2 separate regions of the Homo sapiens genome follow, and region 1 is linked to region 2. A link is a contact called in ENCODE Hi-C data. All regions are on one chromosome and are shown on one strand. Each heading gives the region's core, a stretch centred on a gene start or an enhancer-like site at or near the end of the contact. The rest is flanking DNA. Distances are from core to core; before and after follow the strand shown. Region 1 overlaps ETNK1 (ethanolamine kinase 1). Region 2 holds the start of RECQL (RecQ like helicase).

Region 1 (4,484 bases), core at 1,672-4,171, 1.2 Mb after region 2:
AGAAGAGATTTAATTATTCTCCAGTAGCTGAGCAATGCTTGTGAATCTTTTCTTAAGAAATCCCAAAAAGCCAATATTAGTTAAAATTCTGTTGTTTAATTTGGTTATCTTGCTTTATAAATTATGCCTCTAAACAATCAAATCTATTTTTGAAATAGACTGAATGATGTCAAGAAATATACCTACTGCTATCCGTATGTGGTGGATTAGAAATGTGTTAAATCTGCAAAAGGTATAAAGATGTCAGTTTAATTTCTTTGATAATTTAACCTATGTTGTATGTGAATTATTTATTATAAACTTAGCACGATTCTGTGACTGTTTTTCTCTGTTTCACGTTCGTTGAGTGTAAGCAATGAAAATGTCCCAAATAAGTTTTTTAAGTTTTACTTTAATAAGATTAATTTCAGTAAACATTCTAGTTGTTCAGTGTAACCTTTTTATCTTGATGCATTGTAAGTAAAATGAATCATTTACTCTTGAAATGCCAGTCATTGACTGATGTAGATAATTTAGGATTTTCATATAAAAATAGCTGTTTAGGAAGGTGAAATACATTCACTGTCTCTGTTGGTGGTACATCTTGTTGAATTCAATATTAGAAAGTATTTCTTTTTGGGGTAATATAACTTAGAATTAAATCCCTGTTTCTCTATGTAGTCTGGCAGTATAAATATAAATATTTACCATATAATCTTGGAATAAGTATTAGTTAATGTTACCAAAATCTGTATTAAATAATGTTTTCAAATGCTAAATATGGTCGTTACTATTTTCAGTTTTAAAAATTTTATAGTATCAAATTGTTTCTAACCAAAAATTTCCTTTTACTTCTAGAGATGCTTTATGTTTTTGATTATTAAATAGTCACTAGTATTGCTAATTTTTGAAACAAATACACAAAATTTATCATATGTAGAAATAAGAAAATATTGTTTAGGTTAATTATTTTTTACCTATCCAGAGTCATTCCTTACATTTCAGTTTCATGTTTCATTCCTCACATTTTAGTTTCATGTTTTAGTTTGATTCTATGTTTTTAGACTGATAGCAAATGATTACTTGATACATGTAAGTTCAGCGTTATATGTTGAGGCAGTTATATAATTAAATAAGGAACACTTAGGGCATTGATCTTGTACACTTAAAATCTGACAAATGACAAAATGTGAATTAAGCATAAATAGTCATGGCAGGAGGGCTTTTGTTTATTTCTCTTGTTTTTGTTTAACTGTATTTTTAATTTTGTCTGGTGGTAAGAGGGAGGTAATTATTGTATGGAAAGAAGTTAGATCTTTCAGATAGATAAATAGGCTTCAGGTTTTGAAGTCTGCTCTGTGTAGTTGAGCAGTCATGGTTAACTTTACTTAGAAAATTAGTCTGACAAGCTTTGCACTTCGGTCACATAAGTGCCCATGTACAAAGTTGGCTTACTGGATCTGCATATTCAAAATATGCAACTACAAATTTATCCTCTGAGAAATCTTCTGAGGAGTCTAATGTATTCCAAATGACTTAATATTCTCAGACAAATGCTTTAAAATACTTGGATTATCTCAAGATTTTTGAAGCTAATAAAGTAAATAGAAACACAGGCCATTTTAAATGGTAAATTCTAGTTACATAAATATAATCTTAAAGTATGTTTGTATCTGTAACAGTGTTAGACCAGATTTGGTTTCTACCTCCCCAATGTTATAAATGTTCACTTTTGTTTTTATAAACCATATTACTGTAAGATCAATAGAACTTTGCCTAGTTAAGTGAATGGAACCAATTAAACAACTAGTAGCTTTTTATAATGTTAGTGTGAACTTGAAAAATTGTTTTTGGTGGAATTTTTGTCTGTGGTTAGAACATTTTCATAAAACAGATAAAGAATGTGTAATACTCTTAATTTTTTTTTTTTTTTTTTTTTTTTTTTTGCTTTCTGCCTTCTAAAGTGCAACAGTATATATCTTGTAGAACTGTGGGAGGAGAGAAGATAATTTTTCTACCTTACTCCATATTCTTACTTCAAACTATTTTGAATAGAGGTTCACTGAGCCATTGCTGATAGACTGTGCATAGCTACTAGCTGTCACACTATTGTAGGTTTTTTGGAGAGATTCATAGGGAAGTGAATGTAACCAGGAATAAAGGCTCTCACTTTAGCTCTGGGACTATGCAGTGGATCTTGGGAACAAAATAAGATATCTAATCTATTTTCCCCATTCTGGCTAGATTTTGGTTGTTGTGATGCTCCTACTTCCTGTATAGGTTTTTGGGATCATGGTGCAGGCTAGTAATAGGATTCAGAATTGCTTCCCTTTTATATCGACCATGTAAGGGATTCTAAAGGAGGGTAAATCTCAAAGTGCTCTGAAATCATCCCTCTAAAATCTGTCCTGTGGTGTGCTAAGATGTCTGTTGCCTTTTTATGTTAAGCTAAGGAACTTGAATGCCTTACCTAATAACTCAACTAGTAGTAAGCTCATTTTGTAAATATGAAAATGGCTGTAAGAAGTGGCATTCATGTATATTCAATGTTAGTCAATAGACCATAGTGGCCTGGATGCTTTAACAAGCCAAATTCCGCAATTTTTTTTCCTTTTTTCCCCTTCATACTTGTATGATCTCACCTGACCAGTGATTTCTTTTCCTCCTAACCCCATGCTACCACCATTTTCTGGAAATCAAAGAGATGTGGTAGTAAATCATACAGTACACACGATCATCTGAGATCAATATGAGCACAAAACTCATCAAGTAGGTCTGCCTGGAATGTATATAAAAAATGTAAATAAAAATTTGTAAATTAGTGTGAACTGTATCTTGCATATGAGACTGTGTATTGTTTTGCATTCTCTTCCCTTTTGTAGAAATTTTTCTGTAAGGAAATGATTCAGCTTGTTGGTTTTAGAGTAAAAATAGCCAACAGTTGTGGCTACACAGTGAGATCACAGGAACTGGAAATAGGGTTTGTCGGCTTTGGTTAATGTCAGTACTCATTTATTTAGCCTCTCAGTGCTTAATAAGACTTTTCTTTATTTTTTAGTTAGCCGTTAGGTTTTGTGAGGTTAGATTCCTGGAAGCAGTGAATTTATACACTGTTATATTAATAGAGCTCCGTTCTTTGAGTCATGATTCCAAGCTAAAGGAAATTAAAAATGTAATTTAATAATTTCCTATTTTTAGGGTTGTTAATTTTTTTCTACAAAAAAACCTTGAAATTTTAGATATCCCAATGTGAATCTAATTTCCATATATACAGAAATTAGACAAATAATAAGTCTTTAGTTCAACTTAAGCATATCTCAAATGACTTCTCTAAATTTAAAGTTGATCATGATAGGATCATAAAAGACAGAAAAGACTTAAGTAATCTTGTAATGACAATTATTTCCATTTTTGCTGAACTAAAAATATTTAACTTCATAAATATGTTACTACAGCTTCCAGATTTAAAGAAAAAAAGTTTCCCCCACTCTCAATTAAAAGTTAGAACCCTCCACTTTTAAAATTATACAAATATTTCTTTTTTACATTACACAGAAGCCTTCTGTACCATTTTACGAATTTCTGTCTTCATAATATAAGTGAAAATACTGTCATTTCAATTTTCTGCTTTAAATTGTTTTTAATAAGCATTCCAAAGTGATACAGACTTAAGCTTTTAATCAATCAGTCATTCAGTTGATAGACAAAGTTAGCGATGCTTTATGCTAGGAAACTTGTTGACAGTAACCTGTGCGACTTTATGCAGAAGACAAATGCTAGTAATTATTATGCACAGAGGAAAAATCATTTTAAGTATGTGGTAAAGCAGCTTCATCTTTCAAAATTGATTTGCTCTGGTTTTTCTTTAGTCCATTAGATTCCAGAATGTCCTTTTACTGGGAATTTAGTTATGTATTAAGATAACCTGTTTTCAGTTCTTTTTGAAAAGAAGACATTATTTATATTGAACCACCTTATTTTAAAATTTTTAACTTTTATATACCACTTGTGTGATTCCAGTGTCATGTCTTGGGTTTGATGTCGTTGGACAGAAAAGTGTATCAATTATTTTAAATGAATTTTTCCCCATGTTTGAGGCTTAGTCTGTAAATGTGTTGCTGTAACAGAAAATACTTGGGTATGCATTACTTGAATACTTGAAAACTGAAATTAATAAGATGTATTACATAATGAATTAGATTTCTCTGAACAGTTTTTACACTGAAAATCTTCATTTCTGGATTGCAGTTTGAAATGGAATGAAGACCTGAATTATTTGGGTAGAAAAAATTATGATAGTGCTTATAAGAACTGTAAACTGTTTTAAACTATTTTGTGTTTGACGCATCAAACTTCAAGTTTTTTGTAAGTTTCTCTCCTGAAATTTTCTTTCTCTTCTATACTTTATGCACTTACTATACTACTGATGTAATAAAAGAGCAGGGTTAAAAATATTGTATCTGTATTCATTGTGAATCCTGTAGCTTTTCTAGTTAACAAAAAAT
Region 2 (4,494 bases), core at 797-3,296:
TGTTTCTAAAATAATCCAAATTTCTTTCTAAAAATAAAAGCACAACAGTGACAACAAGTTTTTAAAAATAGTACTATTAATGATGTTCACTCAACAGTAATCTGTCATTCCTAAGCACGGAAAATGTTAGAAAGTAAATTATATATTGCAGTGACCTTTCAAATAAGAACCACATGGTTCTTTTGACACTAATTTTTTATGGAAAACTCTATATTTCAGCTTAATAACCCACAACACTCAGAACGACTAACTCTCTAGATTTCAGAGAAGTGTCCAAAGTCACATAAACGTATACATGACAAATACAGTAGCAATGACACTCAGCAAACATCCACAAGATACAAAGTGATGTAACAAAAAACAGCAAACATTCAACAGGTCTAGCACCAATTGCTATGTGACTAAATTACTATGTTAGGCAAAGTTGCATATGCTGTTCCTCCAAGCCTCTTTCCCTACCTGTAAAACTGGGAGGATGGCAATCTTATAAATAAGTTGGATAGATTCAAATGTACCAGATTAAGCAAAATACATCAACATAAATAATAAAATTAATCATCTAACATTTTATTGAGCCCTTGCGTTAAAGAATTACAATATAAGCCCAATCTTAAAAGAGAAACTGGTATTCTACAGAAAAGCTAGATTTTCTAAGTTAGAGGTGGGGGGAGGGGAAAATGGTTTGTAATGATTTCTAAGTATCTATGAATGACTAAAACCTAAGCATGCATATGGACAAGTGGAAAATGGGGCTGGAGAGTAGAAACTTTAAATTCCCCATAATCCTAAAAACACCTCTTCTATCTCTCTAATATGGACATTTTCTAAAACTAAGATGCTCTCCAAAAGTCACTTCTGCAACACCTATCCTTAGACTGCTGACCTTACGCCCTTTCTACACAGAATTCTGAAGCCACCACTAGGCCGGAAAGATAGGCTGACTCTTTTTTGCCTTGCTAAAGAATGTGGAATAACCACACCATTAAAAGAAGGCTAAATAGGAGAGTAAACCAAGGATTTCTAATTCTTGATCTATACAAACATCTCTTCACGTAATGAAAATGTAACATTCCTTCCATAGACTGTAAGGTCCTTTAGCAGGGCTGGGGTTCAATCTCTTCACCTTTGTATCCGCACAGCCCAGGAAAATGCCTTGATGTAGTGAGGGCTCAGGTTTGCTAAGGTAGCAGGGGCTGTTTCTACCCTTATGAAAAGACACAGTCTATATCCAATTCTCCCCCACGATTTTAAATGACTCCTTTGATTATGCGGTTAAAAGACTGCTCCTTCCCAAAATGATGTGATTTAACAGCAAAAGATATCTCAACATAAAATGTATCCAGAAATTGAACTACAGCAGGTCTGTCACTCAGCAGTATAAGCTAGGCATCCACAGGAAGAATGTTACAGGGTGACAGCCAGTCATCAATGTTGGAGGAAACGCCACTGAGATACCATAGGCTAAATCCTCTCTCTCCCCGCCACCTGCATTTAGAGGCAATAGTAATTTAATATTAATAACGCCCGCCCTTCCGCTACTGTGAAGCAGGGGGTGGAAGAAGCATCCCCAGTAGTATTTACCAACAAATGGCAGCTGCTAATAAACAGGCTTTGGTGGCCAATCCTCCTGCATGGAAAAGAATGGGGAGATCAGAAGACCGGTCAGCAGGCGAACGTGCCCCTAAAGGCCCGAGTTCTCAGAGCAGGGCAGTGATTAACTTTCCGGTTTCTCCTCCGCCAATGTGTGGGCGAAAGGAAGTGATCCGCTACAGACCGGCCTCGCCCTGCAGCAGGAAAGGGAAGGATGAAACAAAAAGCGCACACCCTTGACCCTTCAAAGCTGTAACAGTAGTTATCCCAGAGCCTCTCCCCACCGAGAAGCCCGGTCTAACTCTCCGGTGTTTGACTGTCCGGTGTCCGACTGTCCTGTGTCCGACTCTCCGATCTCCGACTCTCGGATCTCCGACACCAAAGCACCCAGGCCTCGAGCAGATCTTTCCGCTACTCGGGAGTAAAATCTTCCCGCCAGCCAGCTGAGAGCATCCACCCTTCCGGGTCGGTCCGTTCAGCCAATCACAGATAACTCCCTTCTCTAATTGGTCAAGGGGTGTGGTCACCATGCGCGTCACCGAACAACATTACGAGTTATTGGTTGAGATTGGAAGCAGGTTTCGCCAATAGGAAGCGCTCTTAAAGCGGCAGTGAGGGTGGCTGCGTGTTTCCGGAAGACGTGGCGGCTCTCGCCTGGGCTGTTTCCCGGCTTCATTTCTCCCGACTCAGCTTCCCACCCTGGGCTTTCCGAGGTGCTGTCGCCGCTGTCCCCACCACTGCAGCCATGATCTCCTTAACGGACACGCAGAGTAAGCACCTGCTCCGGGGCCCCCGCCTCGAGCCGCGCACACCCATCGCCCGGCTGGGTCTCGCCCCTCCGCCGGGGTCAATGAATGAAGCTCTGGGTTGGGGGCGGTGGCCTGCGAGACAGAGCTAGGGCTGCTGGGACCCTAAGGGGCTGCCTTCGGGATGCCGGGGCTAGACTTGGACTGGCGGACCTGACCTGGGAGAAGAGTCTGTGGGGCAGGGTGGGACGCCCTATGTTGGGAGGGGAGCTTTAGCCCAGAGTCTGTCTCATTCCAGGGTCGCGCTGATCTCCTCATCCCCAGTGAGATGGGCGCTTTGTTCTAGGGGCTTGCCACAAGAGAAAGTTTGCGTGGTGCCCGCGGCCCACTCTCGGGATCGTTTATGCGCATGACACACTTCGGGTCCTCTACAAGTCCCTGGCTGGCTGGTTATTTGGGAGGCGGTATTTTAAATGTCACCTACAGTAGGCTCTTTTTGAAAATGTCCTTACGCTTAAATGTGGCATTTTGAATATTCGCTTTTTGCCAGTACTGTAAGCAACCTTTTAGAAGTCTCTTGAAACATTCTCACTTTTCTACCTGCTAAAGTTTCAAGCAGTAGAGAAAAGCCACTTTGTGTGCCATTAAAGGATATATTTCGTTAGTATTGTATATTGTGCTTTGTGGCTTGTTTTATTATTTTAGCATCGCTCTCTGCCTGCCACAGAGTTCTCCAGGCCTATTTCATCTCTAAAGCTAGCATTGATATCGGTTTCCTTTTCTTTCATTATAATATTTCCACTTTCCTACTGCTTTTTGTTAATATTAATAATTTTTGTATTTATGTCTGCCCAAGCTCTGTACCTCATATTTTGATGTTCATAAGAGTCTCTTTTTGTCTCACTTTGCTTTATCTGCCACGCCTTTCATTTCACTCCAGTTAACTCAGATTTTCAATATTTTAAGACTTAAACAGTGAATTGAAGTGAAAAATAGAAGTTTATTTAAAATGCCCTATTTTAAAGTGGAGTCTTCTTGTGGAGATTCAAGTCATGGCAGACCAACTTCACAGAGCTTCTAAGGCCTCCTACACACACTGCCACCCCCCAATCAGGCTGTCTTCCCTCCTGAGGCTGGACTGGGGCTGCCTCTTGGGGCCACCTGCCCCAAGGTTGCCGCCCACTTTGGTCCATTGGCCTGGCCTGTTCTGATCAAAGAAAATAAAAGTGTAGTCTTGAGGGGATAGGAATCTAGTGTAATAATAATTACTGGCAATTATATAAAGGTATTTTCTTTCAGTTAACCATGTGCTTTCATGTGAATCATTATGCATAATTCTTATAAGAGCCCTGTAAGGCTCACAGAAGCATGCCCCTTTCATAAGTTAAATGAGGCACAAAAGAAATTGAGTGCATGGTCAAAGAAAAAGTGACAGAAACAAAACTTGATCCCAGGTGTGCTGGCTCAGAAACCTTTTGCACTGTACCCCACTATCACCTAAGAAGACTTGATATAAACTTTATTTGAGATCTGAGAATAATCTGTGCATAGAAATTATATTTTTGAAGACTTAATATAGTGATGAGTGCCTGCTTTATAAAAACAAGAGAGTGGGTTTGGACTATGGGCATTCTCCCTGAGAAGCATTCTCCTCACTTCATTAAATTTTGTGAGGGCAATGAAATTTTACTCTTTGCTGTTCACTTGTCACATGTTTTAGGTGAAACAGTGGATTGAAACATAAAACGATTAGTGAACCAAATGCATTTTGGATTTCAAATTGTGTTTGTGTGTGAGTGTGTTTAACTGCAGGGATTGGCCATCATTCAAGTGATTTGTCAGGATTATTCTGGGATTTTGGTTTTTAGAGAGTGGCCAAGCACTGCTCAGAGTAGAATAAATGGAAATTCATGATTATTTTAAGGCATTCTAGGACTTTCCTCACCGCCCCAAAAAAGACAAGACTTATTCAGAGGGGCGGAGGAGGGGCATGCTGCCTCTAAATCTTCATTTCATCACATTGTCTAAAAGCCTAGTGTGATAATTGCATTCTCCAGTACAGTTAATGTTCAATTGAATTCTTGCTTGACTTCTGTTTTTCAAAGGGTATGGTAAGAGAGACAATGCTGCTTTTAAAAAATTGTGAATAAGATATCAA

The links. A loop is a pair of places that touch in the nucleus more often than their neighbours do. Pooled maps may share reads with other maps.
Region 1: a pooled map shows a loop between it and region 2 (5-fold over the local background). The contact joins the enhancer-like site here to the promoter of RECQL in region 2. A Hi-C loop is called at or near these places in 2 of 37 single-sample maps with no recorded cell type and 3 of 50 pooled maps.

Annotation. Positions count from the first base shown.
Region 1 is chr12:22,684,955-22,689,438 of GRCh38, forward strand. It overlaps ETNK1 (ethanolamine kinase 1), which reads left to right. Exons shown (of 8, transcript NM_018638.5): 8 at 1-4,484. Among named protein-coding and RNA genes, the nearest start is that of LINC02955, 13 kb to the right of the region's middle. Within about 2 kb of position 2,922, at least 2 of the 41 ENCODE cell types and tissues checked have a DNase peak (open chromatin) inside an H3K27ac peak, as active enhancers do.
Region 2 is chr12:21,499,589-21,504,082 of GRCh38, forward strand. It overlaps RECQL (RecQ like helicase), which reads right to left and starts at 2,047. Exons shown (of 15, transcript NM_002907.4): 1 at 1,582-2,047; 2 at 1-27. GOLT1B (golgi transport 1B) reads left to right here and starts at 2,201. Exons shown (of 5, transcript NM_016072.5): 1 at 2,201-2,360. The coding sequence starts at 2,336. RefSeq lists enhancers at 1,331-1,400, 1,421-1,470, 1,511-1,700, 1,841-1,900, 1,851-2,558 and 2 more.